2 separate regions of the Homo sapiens genome follow, and region 2 is linked to region 1. The links are chromatin contacts, found by Hi-C or POLR2A ChIA-PET in ENCODE. All regions are on one chromosome and are shown on one strand. The core of a region is the stretch at or near the end of the contact, and the rest is flanking DNA. Distances in the headings are between cores, read along the strand shown.

What was found. A loop is a pair of places that touch in the nucleus more often than their neighbours do. ChIA-PET counts read pairs that join two places held with the same protein, here RNA polymerase II (POLR2A). Pooled maps may share reads with other maps.
Region 2: a map of A673 shows a loop between it and region 1 (3-fold over the local background). The contact joins two enhancer-like sites. A Hi-C loop is called at or near these places in 1 of 168 maps with a recorded cell type or tissue (A673) and 6 of 50 pooled maps. POLR2A ChIA-PET finds 5 or more read pairs at or near these places in 3 of 52 experiments (H1, HEK293 and activated CD8-positive, alpha-beta memory T cell).

Annotation. Positions count from the first base shown.
Region 1 is chr1:8,346,224-8,352,814 of GRCh38, forward strand. RERE (arginine-glutamic acid dipeptide repeats) reads right to left here. Exons shown (of 23, transcript NM_001042681.2): 23 at 6,181-6,591. Among named protein-coding and RNA genes, the nearest start is that of SLC45A1, 31 kb to the left of the region's middle. RefSeq lists an enhancer at 3,640-4,460. Within about 2 kb of position 3,917, at least 10 of the 41 ENCODE cell types and tissues checked have a DNase peak (open chromatin) inside an H3K27ac peak, as active enhancers do.
Region 2 is chr1:8,843,422-8,850,587 of GRCh38, forward strand. No RefSeq gene overlaps it. Among named protein-coding and RNA genes, the nearest start is that of MIR6728, 20 kb to the right of the region's middle. Within about 2 kb of position 5,555, at least 16 of the 41 ENCODE cell types and tissues checked have a DNase peak (open chromatin) inside an H3K27ac peak, as active enhancers do.

The DNA.
Region 1 (6,591 bases), core at 2,667-5,166:
TCCTCAGTGTCACTGCCTGCTGCCTCCTGGAGCCCCACCACTCCTCTCTGCGCCCCTGCTGGACTCCTGGCCTCCTGTCTACCCTCACATCCATCTTCCACCCTGAAGCTGGGGGGCTGTAAACACGGGCCTGAGCCCATCCCCTCTTCTAGTCTTCCATGACACCTACCCTGGCTCCCCAGACCCTAAGGAATCAGGTAGAAATTCCTTCCACCAAACAGAGCCCAGCCCATCTTCCCGAGCCAGCCACCCGCCACGTTGCCAGCCCCCTGTACTACAGCCACAGAACCTTTGTGGGCCACAATCGGTTCCTGTGTTTAGGATCTTCCTGCAGGCCAAGTCCACCTCTTCTCTGCCCATCAATATCTGATTCATCCATGTAGACCTGTCTGAAATGCCACTTCCTCCGTGCAGTCCACCCTGCTTGGAGCCAGTGATTCTTTCCCTGTGCTTTCATGTGATGCTGCTTTACCCTTCATGGTCATGAGCTCAGTGAAGCGGGTCTCACGGTCCCTGATACACATGTAGCTGAAGCACAGAGAGGTTTAGTGGCTTTTCAAAGTCACACCGCTCCTTTGAGCCTCTGTAGACTCAGGCCCTGTTAGTCCCATGCTTTTCCTGGAACTGCAGACTTACCCTCCCCACATTTATGTTGTTTGGAAGAGCTTCAGACTTCCTAGAAAATGTGGTGTTGGGTGGCTGTCCTCTGGTCTGGGCTGTCTTTGCCCAGAACTGGTCAAAATGAAGAATAAGGGGCTTCCCGCTTACTCTTGGCTTGTCAAATCTTAGGCCCTCTTCCTAGAACTTTCTAACAAAACACAGATTGCTTCTACACGTGGGAATCGTCCCTGTCAGCCTCTCTTTTCTGAGAACCTGCCCTGCCTCCCGAACTGTGGGAGTACTGCCCTCTGGCCGGGTCCGAAAAGCTGCCCTTGACTTCCAGGTCTATTCCTAGCAGATGGCAGTGGGAGCAGCCACCAGCTCCAAACCACGAGGCCTAGGACTCACTGAGAGCCACATTCGTTTGACTTTCACATCTCAGAGAGGATTTCTCTCTACTTAAAAATCAAGCTGTGGGCCGGGCGCAGTGGCTCACGCCTGTAATCCCAGCACTTTGGGAGGCCGAGGCGGGTGGATCACGAGGCCAGGAGATTGAGACCATCCTGGCTAACACGGTGAAACCCTGTCTCTACTAAAAATACAAAAAATTAGCTGGGCATGGTGGTGGGCGCCTGTAGTCCCAGCTACTTGGGAGGCTGAGGCAGGAGAATCGCTTGAACCTGGGCGGCAGAGGTTGCAGTGGGCTGAGATTGCACCACTGCACTCCAGCCTGGGTGACAGAGCGAGACTCTGTCTCAAAAAAAAAAAAAAAAAAAGAATCAAGCTGTGATGATGAGGGTAGTCACCGCTGCTTGCTGTTTGTGAAGTCCTCACTACACACGAGGCCACGTGTGAATGAATCTTAATCCATTCTCCGACCTTGCTGGGAAAGAGGTATCATTCCCCCATTTGACAGATCTGGATCCTGAGGCAAGCACACCCAGTACCTGGCCCACGTCACAACAGGGTGGAGTTTGAGCCCGGGGAGTCTGAGTCCAGCCTCATGCCGCTGAGTGCCTTAGGAGCGCTGTGAGCCGGCCAAGCCCCTGAGGGCGGGCAGCTTCCTGCCCGTCTGTCTCCTGAACACTGTGCTGCTGCAGGGAGGCCTTCTCGCTCCCCAGGGCTCGCTCCCCAGGGAGCTCAGCTTGGAGGGAGCTTCTCATCCTATTCAGAGGCGAGGGGACAGCGGGAGAAGGCCTCTTGCTTTATCGATCAGCGCTCTGTGAGACTCATGCTTCTCAGGCCACTCAAAACAAAAACCACATCACCAAGATCTGAAGCCACTCCTGACTTTCCTGTCAGCAAACTTGGAAAGTGGCTCCCATTCCTTGATGCCACTCAGAAACGAAACACACCTAACAGCCATCGAGCACTGCCCACAGCACTTAGCATGGAAACTGAACGTCATCAAAGGAATTGCCCTAGAGGTCATCGCCTCCCTGGGTTTTGTGTTTCTTCCTCCCTAGGCTGTTGGGCTAACCCTGGACCATTCCCTGGGGAACCGGGACAGGGTAAGGTGGCATTCCCTGGAGAACCGGGAACCGGGACCCGGTAAGGTGGCATTCCTACACTCACCAGGCTGGGCTACAGGTTTCTGGGGGAACAGGGATGATTTCCCTGGAATATGCAAGAACTGACAATTGCCTGGCCCCCCCGCAGTCGGGAGGTCCTGGCCCTCCCTGCACCTGCTCAGAGTGTGTCTGCAGAATCCACTCGGGTGCGTGGGGCGTGACGTATCATCCTCAGCGGGGAGCGGGTGGAGGGCATCCGTAGAGGGAAGGAGCAGGTGTCTGGAACTGGGGGTGGGTACTTTTGTGGCACACAAGGACCCCCAGCAGCTGCTCAGGGGGCTTGTCGGGGAGTGGGGGCGCGGTTAGTTATGGGAGTCATGATTCTTGGAAGTCATCCGCTGCTGATGCCATCCTGGGATTCTCTTCCACACAAGGAACATTGAGTTCCTACCGGGTACCTCCCAAGCCTTGGGGGATGCAGCGGAGAACAGAAGAAACCTCCTGTTCTCTAGACAAGGCCTTTGCCCTCATTCTCACAGCCGTGCCCGCCCTGCCTGCCCACAGCCATCAGCCTCACCTGCCCACACTCAGCCCCCTCTTCCCAGCCATCTCCACAACCCGCTCTGCTGAGGCCTGTCCAGTTGCCTGATCTCTGACCCGCCTGTCCGGCCGCCTGCCTCGAGGAAACGTCGGATCTCTTACACAATGCTCGCTGTCAAACCCTCCAGCCTTCCCCACCATCGCCGGGGGCCTTGACTTGCCCCTACACCAGAGCTGCAGGTCTTGTGGCAGCCGCGGGCCCAGGGCAAGCACCTGGGCCTTGTAACGACTGCCACCTGGTGGCCAGGATGGGGATGGACTCTGTTCGACGGCTGCCCAGCAGCAGGGTCCAAGGGGATTGGGGGGTGGGGGGGACTGGGTGGTCACATGCCCAGAAAACAGTGGGATAGGCAAGAAATGGCCTCAGGAATCCTCTCTGGGACAACTAAAAGGTGCTCTAAAAGCCTGTTTTTAATTTGCTCCAATGGATACTCAAACCCTAGGGGTTCATCAGAAGCTGATCCCCCAAGCCCCATTCCCCACTTCTACGATGGTGTCAACCAGGGTTGGAGTCAGAGGGACTGCAGGGCCCACACGGCAGGCACAGTCAAGAGAATGTGAAGGGAGGGTCTCCAGGTGCCCAGCAGAGGCGTCCCTGGGAAGCCTTCCGAAGTCAACCCAAAAGGTCCTTCTATCTGGTCCTTCACACCCACTTTCCAATAGCACATCTGGACTGGCAGCAAGGAACCTTGCCCTGCAGGGCCCGTCCGTCCGTCCATCCGTCCGTCCGTCCATCCATCCATCCATCCATCCATCCATCCAGCAGGGTCCATCCACCCATCCATCCATCCCTCCAATATCTGCAGAGCAAGTGCCTTCCACAAACTTGGTTCATTAAGAAGGGGCCCGGGTGCCTGTGCATACACAGAACTGGGCTGTGGGAGATACAGGGGGACTTCTGCAGCCTGGGTCCCTGAGGTGTCAAAAGGGAACAATGACCACTCTTGACAAAGACAGCCACTAGAGAAGCCACCTTGAGTTGGAGAAGCAGAGAACCAGGTCCCAGAACTTGAGTTGCCAAGGATTCCAGGGCAGCTAGGAACCCAGTGGGGATTCAGGTAAAGGACCTCAGATACCGAGACTGTCAAAGGCCGACAATGCCGCCTCCGAGAGGACCGGGTGAGGCATCTGCAGCTGGAGCTCATCAGGGGCTGAGCAGGAGGCTGTTCCTGGCCCCCTGGGGATCCACGATGGATGCCAGCTCCAGCCAGGCCCCGCCTTCTAACGGGAGGTCCGGGAACCTTATGAACCAGAAAGGGCTTGCTTTATCCTGCAGCCCGTATCAGTCCAACCGGATGGCCAAATGTGCGGCTGCATCCCTTGGCTGGCTCATCTGGCAGATCCTCCTTAGGAGGAGGTAGGGAGGCCAAGGACCCCGCTGTTCCTCGGTCTCCATTGGGCAGCAGGAAGGGCCCCAGGGGTCCAGTGCAGGACAGACTTTTCCACTGGTTTTGGGGCCTGGCAGCTTCATCCCCAGTATCTGGGTAGCTGGTTCTGATTTCAAAGCTCTGAGTTCAGATATGTACCCAAGCCTTCTGGGCTGGTCAGGTGAGGCTGATGGTGGTCACTGAAGTCTGTGCTGGTGCCCAGTCACACTGCCCTGGGTCTCACCATGTGGTCAGGCTGGGGCTAGTGAGGGCTCTTAGCTCAGATGACGGCTCCCCACATCTCAGCTTCCACACAGAAGGGCTCTGGCCCTGACCCCCCCCCCCCCCGCCCCCCGCCACCACTCATCAGCTGATCACATCCACAATTGTATAGCTCACCAGTGCTGATTTTTGAGGGCCTGGAAGCTTGCAATCTCGTGTGTGTGTGGGAGGCCACCGCTGATCTCTCCACGGTGCATCCTTGCCCTTCAGATGCGTGATCTTGACTTACCCAGGTGAGGCTTAAGTGAGGTCTCTCCCTCCCTAGACTTACCATGGACAATTATCAACAATGCAGCCACACACCCAGCTGCACACCTACACTGTGCTGAGGCCCTGGGACTTACACCATGCCCTGCAAAGTGCCATCTTCCTAGCCCACCTGCAGTGGAACCAGCGGGGCTGCTGAGCCACCATGCTCAAGCTGAGGATGCGTTTCCAGGAACAAAGGGGCAGAGGGCACGTGGGACGTCGTTGGGGCAGCAAGAGGCGAGGGCCTGGCTTTGGGGTGCTGCTGGAGGACAGCACCATTTCCCTCCGCCCCGTCCACCCAGCAGATGTCTGGTTAGCATTCCCGGCCCTCTTCCTCACATGGGTGCGTGGCAGAGTGGTGACAATGGCCACAGCTGTTCATGCCTGAGAAGCTGCCCAGCTCTGATGAGGCCTTGTTGTAGCATGAACCTACTATCTCCTCAAGACGCTTGGATCCAACCATTTAACCACACTGAAATCTACACTTCACAGACCTGTACCTGTTAAACCCTGCAGCTTCCTAAGGGGCACAGTCCCGGAGACCCACCAAGACAGCGCCTGGATTCCAGCCTCTCCCAGCCACCCCAGTGCCATCCTCTCACCCAAGACCTGGACTGAGAGCCACCTGGGGCTCCTGTGGCCAGCCTGCGGGCCCATCCCTGTGCCCTGGTCAGCCACGCTGCTGAGCAGGACCCCTGCTGTTCGCCTCAAGGGCCGTCATCGTGTGCGCCACTCGGGTCTTTGCATGGCGAAGCTTTCTCAGGTCCTGAGCGAGGCAGTGCCTGGTGCCTGCTGCTCCCCAAGTCTTTACCACGTGGCGGACCCTGCCTGGTTTGAGGACAGTTTACCAACAGTCAGCTTTCTGGGCTGCTCTTGCCCCATGTCTGCAAACACCTAGAAACTGATGGCCCTATCCCAGATGACAAAGGGTGGACACACATTTCCGGGGACAATCCTGAGGCTCCAGGAAAATGCCCTCAACAGGTTCTGAAGCCACAGCGCAATTCCAACGCCTGCCCCCCTGTGGCCATGTCCACACCCTGCAGGCTGCCTGCAGCCCCTTTGGAGGGTTAGAGCCCCTTAGGCCTGGGATGCATCCTCCACCTGGAGTGCAGCTCTAGAGCTGGGTGGCTGGGGGTGGGGTGTGGGGGCACTGGTAGGCCACGGGGAGGCAGATGGGGGCCAGGCAGGAGGCCGCTAGGATGGGGTGGTTCCGATGTGTCTCCTGAGCAGGCAGGGTGCCACATGCCCATACATGCTGGTAACGCCCACGGATTAGAGGTGTGGGGTGAATGGCAAGGGGTGGGGGAAGATGCTCTTAGTCCCAATGCCAGTGCCTGCTTAGGGCCCATCCCGCTGCTTGGGGAGCCTCCAAAGAAAGACAGCACCCTCACCAGGGAAAGCCTCTTCCCAGACAGAGGATGTTTCTGGAAGCCACTCTGGGATGCAAACAGGGTCCCGAGCAGCAGGGAACAGCCGACTCTCCCTCTGTCCCTTCCCCACCTGGGGTAACAGCCAGGATCCCCGCCCACTCTCCAGGAATGAGACAGTGCACGGGAGACACCCAAGGGTTGTAGTGTAGCTTGGTTTTATTTATGTCCACAAATATTTCAAAAAAATTACAAAATACTCAAATGGAGAGAACACAGAAGTCACGATTTCTGGGTGTCTACTGTTTACACTGTGTTATCTCATGGCAAACTACTCATATATACATTTAGCTTCAAGATATATAGAAACGTAGCAAATCCGAGTGTGCACGCTGCCTCTGCCGCAGTGGAGTGAAGCTCAACCTCGAGGACACCGAACAAGATACGGACACACACAGAGGAGCCAAACCAAACCCCGAACAAAGGGAGGAAAATCCGAAGGAAACCGAGTGGTTGGGCTTCAAAGACACCATGAAGGTCAGGGCCTCCTAAACAAACTGTAGTTTATCTGGTGAGGGTTTCGGGTCGAGGGTTTTTTAGATGGAAGAATCT
Region 2 (7,166 bases), core at 4,305-6,804, 500 kb after region 1:
GGTTCAAGCGATTCTCATGCCTCAGCCTCCCCAAGTAGTTAAGATTACAGGCGGGTGCCACCACGCCCGGCTAATTTTTGTATTTTTAGTACAGACAGGGTTTTGCCATGTTGGCCAGGCTGGTCTCGAACTCCTGAACTCAGGTGATCCTCCCGCCTTGGCCTCCCAAAATGCTGGGATTACAGGCGCGAACCACGGCACCTGGCCTGATTTCTATTGTTTTATGACATCCAGTCTGTGGTCATTTGTTACAACAGCCACAATAAACTAATAGAGGTCTCGCCCCAATGTCAGATGCTTCCTACTGCCACTCGGAGGGGGCTTGCGGGGAGGGCTCTGTGGCTCTGCTCCACGCCTTTCTCTCAGGTCACCACAGCTCCAACCGAGAGGACTCTCCCATAGTCTGGGCAGGGGCACAGGGTGATGCCCTCCTTCCCCATTCTCTTTCCAATTCTCTCAGCGTCACGTAGACTCCGCTGCTTCCCTAGGCTTTCCCTGTTGAGTTGTGAGAAAAGCAGATATTGCTTCTTGACCCTTACATTCTATTATTCTTTCTTTCTTTCTCTTTCTTTCCTTCCTTTCTTTCTTTCTTTCTTTCTTTCTTTCTTTCTTTCTTTCTTTCTTTCTTTCTTTCTTTCTTTCTTTCTTTCTCTCTCTCTCTCTCTCTCCCTCCCTCTCTCTCCCTCCCTCTCTCTCTCTCTCTCTCTCTCTGTCTCTCTCTCCCTCTCTTTTTTTTTTTTGAGACAGAGTTTCCCTCTGTCACCCAGGCTGGAATGCAGTGACGTGGTCTCAGCTCACTTCAACCTCCATCTCCCAGGTTCAAGTGATTTTCCTGCTTCCACCTCCTGAGTAGCTGGGATTACAGGCACCTGCCACCACGCCTGGCTAAGTTTTGTATTTTTAGTAGAGACAGAGTTTCCCCATATTGGCCAGGCTGGTCTTGAACTCCTGGCCTCAAGTGATCCCCCCTACCTTGACCTCCCAAAGTGCTGGGATTACCCACTGCGCCTGGCCAACTTTGAGTATAAATATGGGTAGGAAACCGTGAGAAGCATAACAACAAAGACACCCTCCTGCAAATGTTCTCAGGAAGAAAAAGCAGTGGTTGGAGGGATCTGGGGCTTTATGCATAGCTTGAGGCAAACCAGCTCAGAGTCACGGGGAATCAGGAGCGATGGGTCATCTCCCCGCCTCCCTGGTCACTGGTGGAGACATGGCGGAGGAAGGCTACCCATAAATAGGCCAGATAACAGCTGCACACAGGGAGTGTCCGGGAGCTCACCCAGGGCTGCAGGGGAAAGTGGCTTCCTCTCAAGCTGTGCTTAGGGCCAGCTGTGGATGTTTCCTGAAATCAACATGCTACCTTGACCAGATGATACAAAAATATGTCCAGACCCCTTTGCTCAGGTCTACACAGCAAGAACACAGGGCCAGATGGCAGTGCCAGCTCCCATCTGCACTCAGCATCGACTGCTCTGAGGCCCCAGGGGGAGAACGTATGGCTCCAACACAAACAAAGACTGGCCAGGACCTCAGCCTGCTCCTGTCTGTGCCCTTGAACTGGTGCTGCTCCTCCTAGGAGCTCCACGTCCCCCTTCCCTTTGCTGAGAGCTCTGAAGGAGAGGTAAGGAAAGTGAATCCCAAAAGGTTTACCTTTGCCAAAATAATTGTTTGCCAGGAACAGCCTCTGTTTCTAAGGGCCAAGGCAATTGAGTTCTTAATAAGTCACCTTGTAATCTACTCTAACGAAACCTCCAGATACAGTAGGAACCCCAGGACACCTCCAGCCTCTCCTGTTTTTACAAAGAAAGGAACCATTAAGACTGAACCAAGTTGTGTTTCCAGCTGAGGCTCAGAGAAGTTAAGTGACCTGGCCAAAGCCACACAGCCAGCGGTGGCAGGAATCAGTGCTCTGAGAGAGTGAGCATTGATGTTTTTGCTCATCATGCATTCACCCTTTCTCTAGTCACAGCGCCCCATTCTTCTGGTGGGAAACACCCCCCTCCCAGTCTCAGTCCATTCTGTTGGGCGAGGCTGAGCTATCTCCAGAATCTAAGGGTGACCATGTGACCCAGGCCTAATCAATCAGTGATTCCATCTCCCTTGGCGATAGTGATTGGTTCAAGGATACACATGTAACCCATTTTGAGCCAATGAGAGTCAGGCTTAGGGTTTTTGCTGAAACAATTGAGAGAAAGAAGCTAGGGGTGCTGAGCTGAACCTACAGAGGTGCTGGGGCCACCAAGCGGAGAGATGGATTGAGGCTGAGTCCTGATGTCATCGTCTCAGTCTCTGGACCCAGCCGTGCCTGAAGCCACGTCCTTTTTGGTTTAAACTTCCTTGAATTGGTCACTGCTGTAGGTTCAGCAGATGAAAGATGCTGAACCAACTGGACCCCAAACCCACGCCCTCTTCCGACACTGCGCCGCCATCAGCCCAGATCCACCAACCTGGCTCCCCCCGGGGAGCAGACGAGGTCCACCAACCCAGGTCCCCCCGGGGAGCAGACGAGCACGTGGGCACGGCTTTGCTGTTGTTTTCGCCTTTGGATCAAACTAGCCCCAGGGACTTGGGAAGCATAGCAGAGCCCAGGAAGCTCTCTGCACCTTTCCCTCTGCGTCCTTCCCAGTCACCTGCTGTATCTTCCCTCCTTTCCAGGAAGGAGGCAATTAGAGACAAGTGAAATGTAAGCTTCCATCCACCATCTCAAAGGAGGCAGAAACATGGCTTGGAACCCAAACGTAACACTTCACAGGCTTTGTATCTGGCACACTTTTGTTATTCTTGTCATCCTAGGGATGTTTTCTTATGGTGTCCAGGAAAAAAAAAGAAAGAAAGAAAGCCCTTATGAAGAAAAGAGAACCAAAGTGGGGAGCCTGCTTATGCCAGCATCTACATAGATTTCCAGCATCACTGCTGGTTTGATAAATGCAGCTCCTCTGCCCCTGGCTCGTGTGTGACCATGTTTTTGGCAAGAGCTACATCCCAAGGTCTCAAGTGCTGTCTGACGACACATCACTGTGTATAGTTCCTGAGGGACTTTGCTCTCCGAACCTCGTGTGACAATAACCCTGAGGAGCCCCAGTCCCCACCCTGCCATGTGAGTGGGACTTAGGTACAGGCAAGATTTAATAAGTAGGCTGTCACTGCTATTTTGCAGGGATCAGTTAGGACAAAGGACACCCAGGCAGGCCAGGGCATACTTTTTGGGGGACTCACACATTTGAGGTCAGCAGTGAATTTCTAAGTCTCTATACTTTTTTTTTTTTTTGAGATGGAGTCTTGCTTTGTCACCCAGGCTGGAGTGCAGTGGCACGATCTCAACTCACTGCAACCTCCACCTCCCGGGTTCAAGTGATTCTCCTGCCTCAGCTTCCCAAGCAGCTGGAACTACAAGCGCCCGCCACCACATCCGGGTAATTTTTTTTTTCTTTGCAGACAAAGTCTCACTCTTTTGCCCAGGCTGGAGTGCTGTGGTGTCATCTCGGTTCACTGCAACCTCCGCCTCCTGGGTTCAAGTGATTCTCATGTCTCAGCCTCCTGAATAGCTGAAATCATAGGTGCCTGCCACCACGCCCAGCTAATTTTTTTGTATTTTTAGTAGAGATGGGGTTTCACCATGTTGGCCAGGCTGGTCTCGAACTCCTGACCTCAAGTGATCCGCCCAACTCAGCCTCCCAAAGAGCTGGGATTATAGACGTGAGCCACTGTGTCTAGCCTTCATTTTGTTGTTGTTGTTGTTGTTTAGTTGAGACAGGGTTTCATCATGTTGGCCAGGCTGGTCTCAAACTCCTGACCTCAAATGAGCCTTGGCCTCCCAAAGTGCTAGGATTACAGATGTGAGCCACCGTGCCCGGCCCTAGGTCTCTATACTTCCAGGTCATTTGAATTGGGGTGACATTAGTGTGGAGACATCATCTCTGTTTATTGGTGAAGTAAGCTGAGAGTGGCCTTCTTTCAGGAGGAGGGGGCCACCGCCTACTGTGAGAGACCCCCAACACATAGCTTCCCCTTAGGGCAGAGTAGGATTGGTCAAGCCTTTGTTTTTTCAGCAATTGTCCCTGTTTCTACTCTGGAAGTCATATTTCTCTAGTATGAGGCATTATTTCTGCAGTGTCTAGGCCTTAGGAAGGTGTTGGCTAGAGACTTACAAGGGTCTTTTAACACTGCAGGCTCTTTATGCCAAATACTGCAGCCCATTTCCTATGGAGGTTGGCTGGCTGGCTGGCTGGCTTTGATGTTGGTGGATGAGATGAGGCCCAACATTCCATAAAAACAGGGAAAAAGTGTGACCAAGATGACCAAGAGGAGAGACCCAAGGATCTGATCACTCCCGACCCCGCCTCGGGCTGCCCTTCCCCAGACCAGGCACCCAGGGCCCCTGCCTTGTGTGGAGTCACTGATTCTCCCCGAATGGCCCTAGAGCACTCCCTCAAACAGGTGCTGTCACTTGGAATGACAGAAATCAGTGCAGGACACCTGTGGAAATTCTCCCCTGAAGTTGCAGCCTGACCACAGATGCCCTCCATATGAGCACTTGGCATAGAACCCACTGGTTCCCTTTAAAGCAGGTGCACGTGAACTTGGGTACTCACCCTGTGGCTGCCTCTGCCATGCTCATTTCCAAAGTGGTCCCCGGGGCTGGTCCCAGGAAGTATTGTTCCCGGCCCTGGTTTGCTGGTTTTTCTGGCTTGTGGCTGGCCATGCCACACACAGCTGCACCTGCTCTGCGGCTTTGCTTCCCAGTGAGGCGGAGGCAGGTACTAGGTCTCACTGCTGAAGATCAGAGTTCAGTGCTAGGGCAGCCAGAGAGGGAGGGGAGCTGTGGCCAAGCAGAGAGGCAGGGAGGCACAGCAGCTGCTCTTCCCACAGCTGTTTCCTCCTCTGTCCTTTCATCCACTGAAAGCCTGAACAAAAGACCTCAACACACAAGAAATGTGAGGGAAGGAGATGTTACCCAAAAGGTTCAGAAATCAAAGTGGGAGGCCGGGCGCAGTGGCTCATGCCTGTAATCCCAGCACTTTGGGAGGCCAAGGCGAGTGGATCACCTGAAGTCAGGAGTTCGAGACCAGCCTGGCCAACATGGTGAAACCCCGTCTCTACTAAAAATACAAAAATTAGCTGGGCATGATGGCAGGCACCTGTAATCCCAGCTACTCGGGAGGCTGAGGCAGGAGAATCACTTGAATCCAGGATGTAAAGGTTGCAGTGTGCTGAGATCACGCCACTGCACTCCAGCCTGGGCGACAAAGCTAGACTCTGTCTCAACGACGACAACAAAAAAGAAATCAAAATGGGCCAAGGAAGAAGTCTCGCTTTGACCAGGTCCCATGGCCTCTGCTGTGCCTCGTCCCAGCATCTGCGGTGACACAGGAGAGAGTGTTGACAAGGATGTGCTGTCCGGGAATCTCCCTTTATCCAGTGACAGCTCCATTCATCTCACCGAGCTTTGCCCAGAGCTCTGGGCTGGCTTCACTCTGGCTCTGAGTCCCTGTGAGCCACAGGGTACAGTCCACTTGCAACAGTAAACCTGCGCCAGCCAGCTGGGGCTGGAGAGAAGGAAGGGCTGGGATGGCAGCCAGCCCAGCCAGGCAGCGTGCAGAGCCAGCAGCTAGGGGAGGCCACGGAGGCCCAGGGTCTTGGGGCAGCCCCACTGCGCCCCCTGGCGGCTGAAGGAAGCTCCTGGGCGCGTCTGGACCTGGACCACCAGCTGACCTTCTGCACAGTTAAAGAGTAGCTGTGACCTGGCTTTCATATGCAGAAATAAATAAATAAATAAATAAATAAATAGAGTAGCCAGGAGGAGTAGCCAGGATGAGGGCCCTGACCAGGGCTCCTTACATATTGTGTCTCACCGCACCCCTAGCAGGCGGATGCAGGGGCGCCCTGCTCTCATGGCAGGGAAAGCTGAGCTGCACCTGCAGAAGGTTGGGGGAAGGATTAACCCCCTCCAACCCCCCCCGGTACAGAAGAGCTCCTCTCCAGCCCCGTGGCCCTCAGCCCTCAGGCATTGTATGTTCTGGCCAGGAGTCCTGGTTGTACACTGGCCGACCTAGAGCTTCAATTTTCCCAGTCCTAGCCTAGCCTGGTGTAAGCTCAGTGAAGGCAGCAGTTTTAACAGTGCTAACTGCACAGCGGCGCTCTTTCTTAATAATAACAAGAAGGACAGCTGGGGGTGGGTGTGTACTGGGAGTGGCCACGACCTCTGAGCACACTGTCTGAAAACACCACATTTTCAACAGTGTTTTTGGTTGTTTCGCTTTTTTTTGAGACAGAGTCTCACTCTGTCACCCAGGCTGGAGTGCAATGGAGTGCAATGGTGCGATCTCTGCTCGCTGCAACCGCTGCTTCCCGGGTTCAGGTGATTCTCGTGCCTCAGACTCCTAAGTAGCTGGGGATTACAGGTGTGCGCCACCACACCCAGCTAATTTTTGTATTTTTAGTAGAGACGGGGTTTCACCATGTTGGCCAGGCTGGTTTCAAACTTCTGACCTCAGGTGACCCGCCCACCTCAGCCTCCCAAAGTGCTGGGATTACAGGCGTGAGCCACTGTGCCCGTCCTTCAGCAGTTTTTAAGGTGATCTGTTGGCAGTTAAGACTTAGACTTTTTTTTTTAAAGACGCTTTAAAAAAAAAAAAGACACCTTTTCAACAAACGGTACTGGGACAACTGGATATCCACATGCAACCTTATATAAAAATGAACTCAAATGGCTCATAGACCTAAATGAAAGACCTAAAACTATTAGACTCTTAGAAGGAATTAACAGGTGCAAATCTTTTGGAGCTTGGATTAGGCAATGGTTTCTTAAATACAATACCAAAAGCACAGCAGCAACAACAAAATAGACAAAGTGGACCTCATCAGAAGTAAACACTCTTGTGCATCAAAGGACACTATTGGCTGGGCATGGTGGCTCACGCCTGTAATCCTAGCACCTTGGGAGGCCAAGGCAGGAGGATGGCTTGCGCTCAAGCTGGGCTCAAGACCAGCCTGGGCAACATAGTGAGACCTCATCTCTACAAAAAAATTTTGAAAAATTAGCTGGATGTGGTGGCGTGCATCTCTAGTCCCAGCTACTTGGGGGGCTGAGTGAGGGGATCACTTGAGCCCAGGAGTTTGAGGTTGCAGTGAGCTATGACTGTTCCACTGTACTCCAGCCTGGG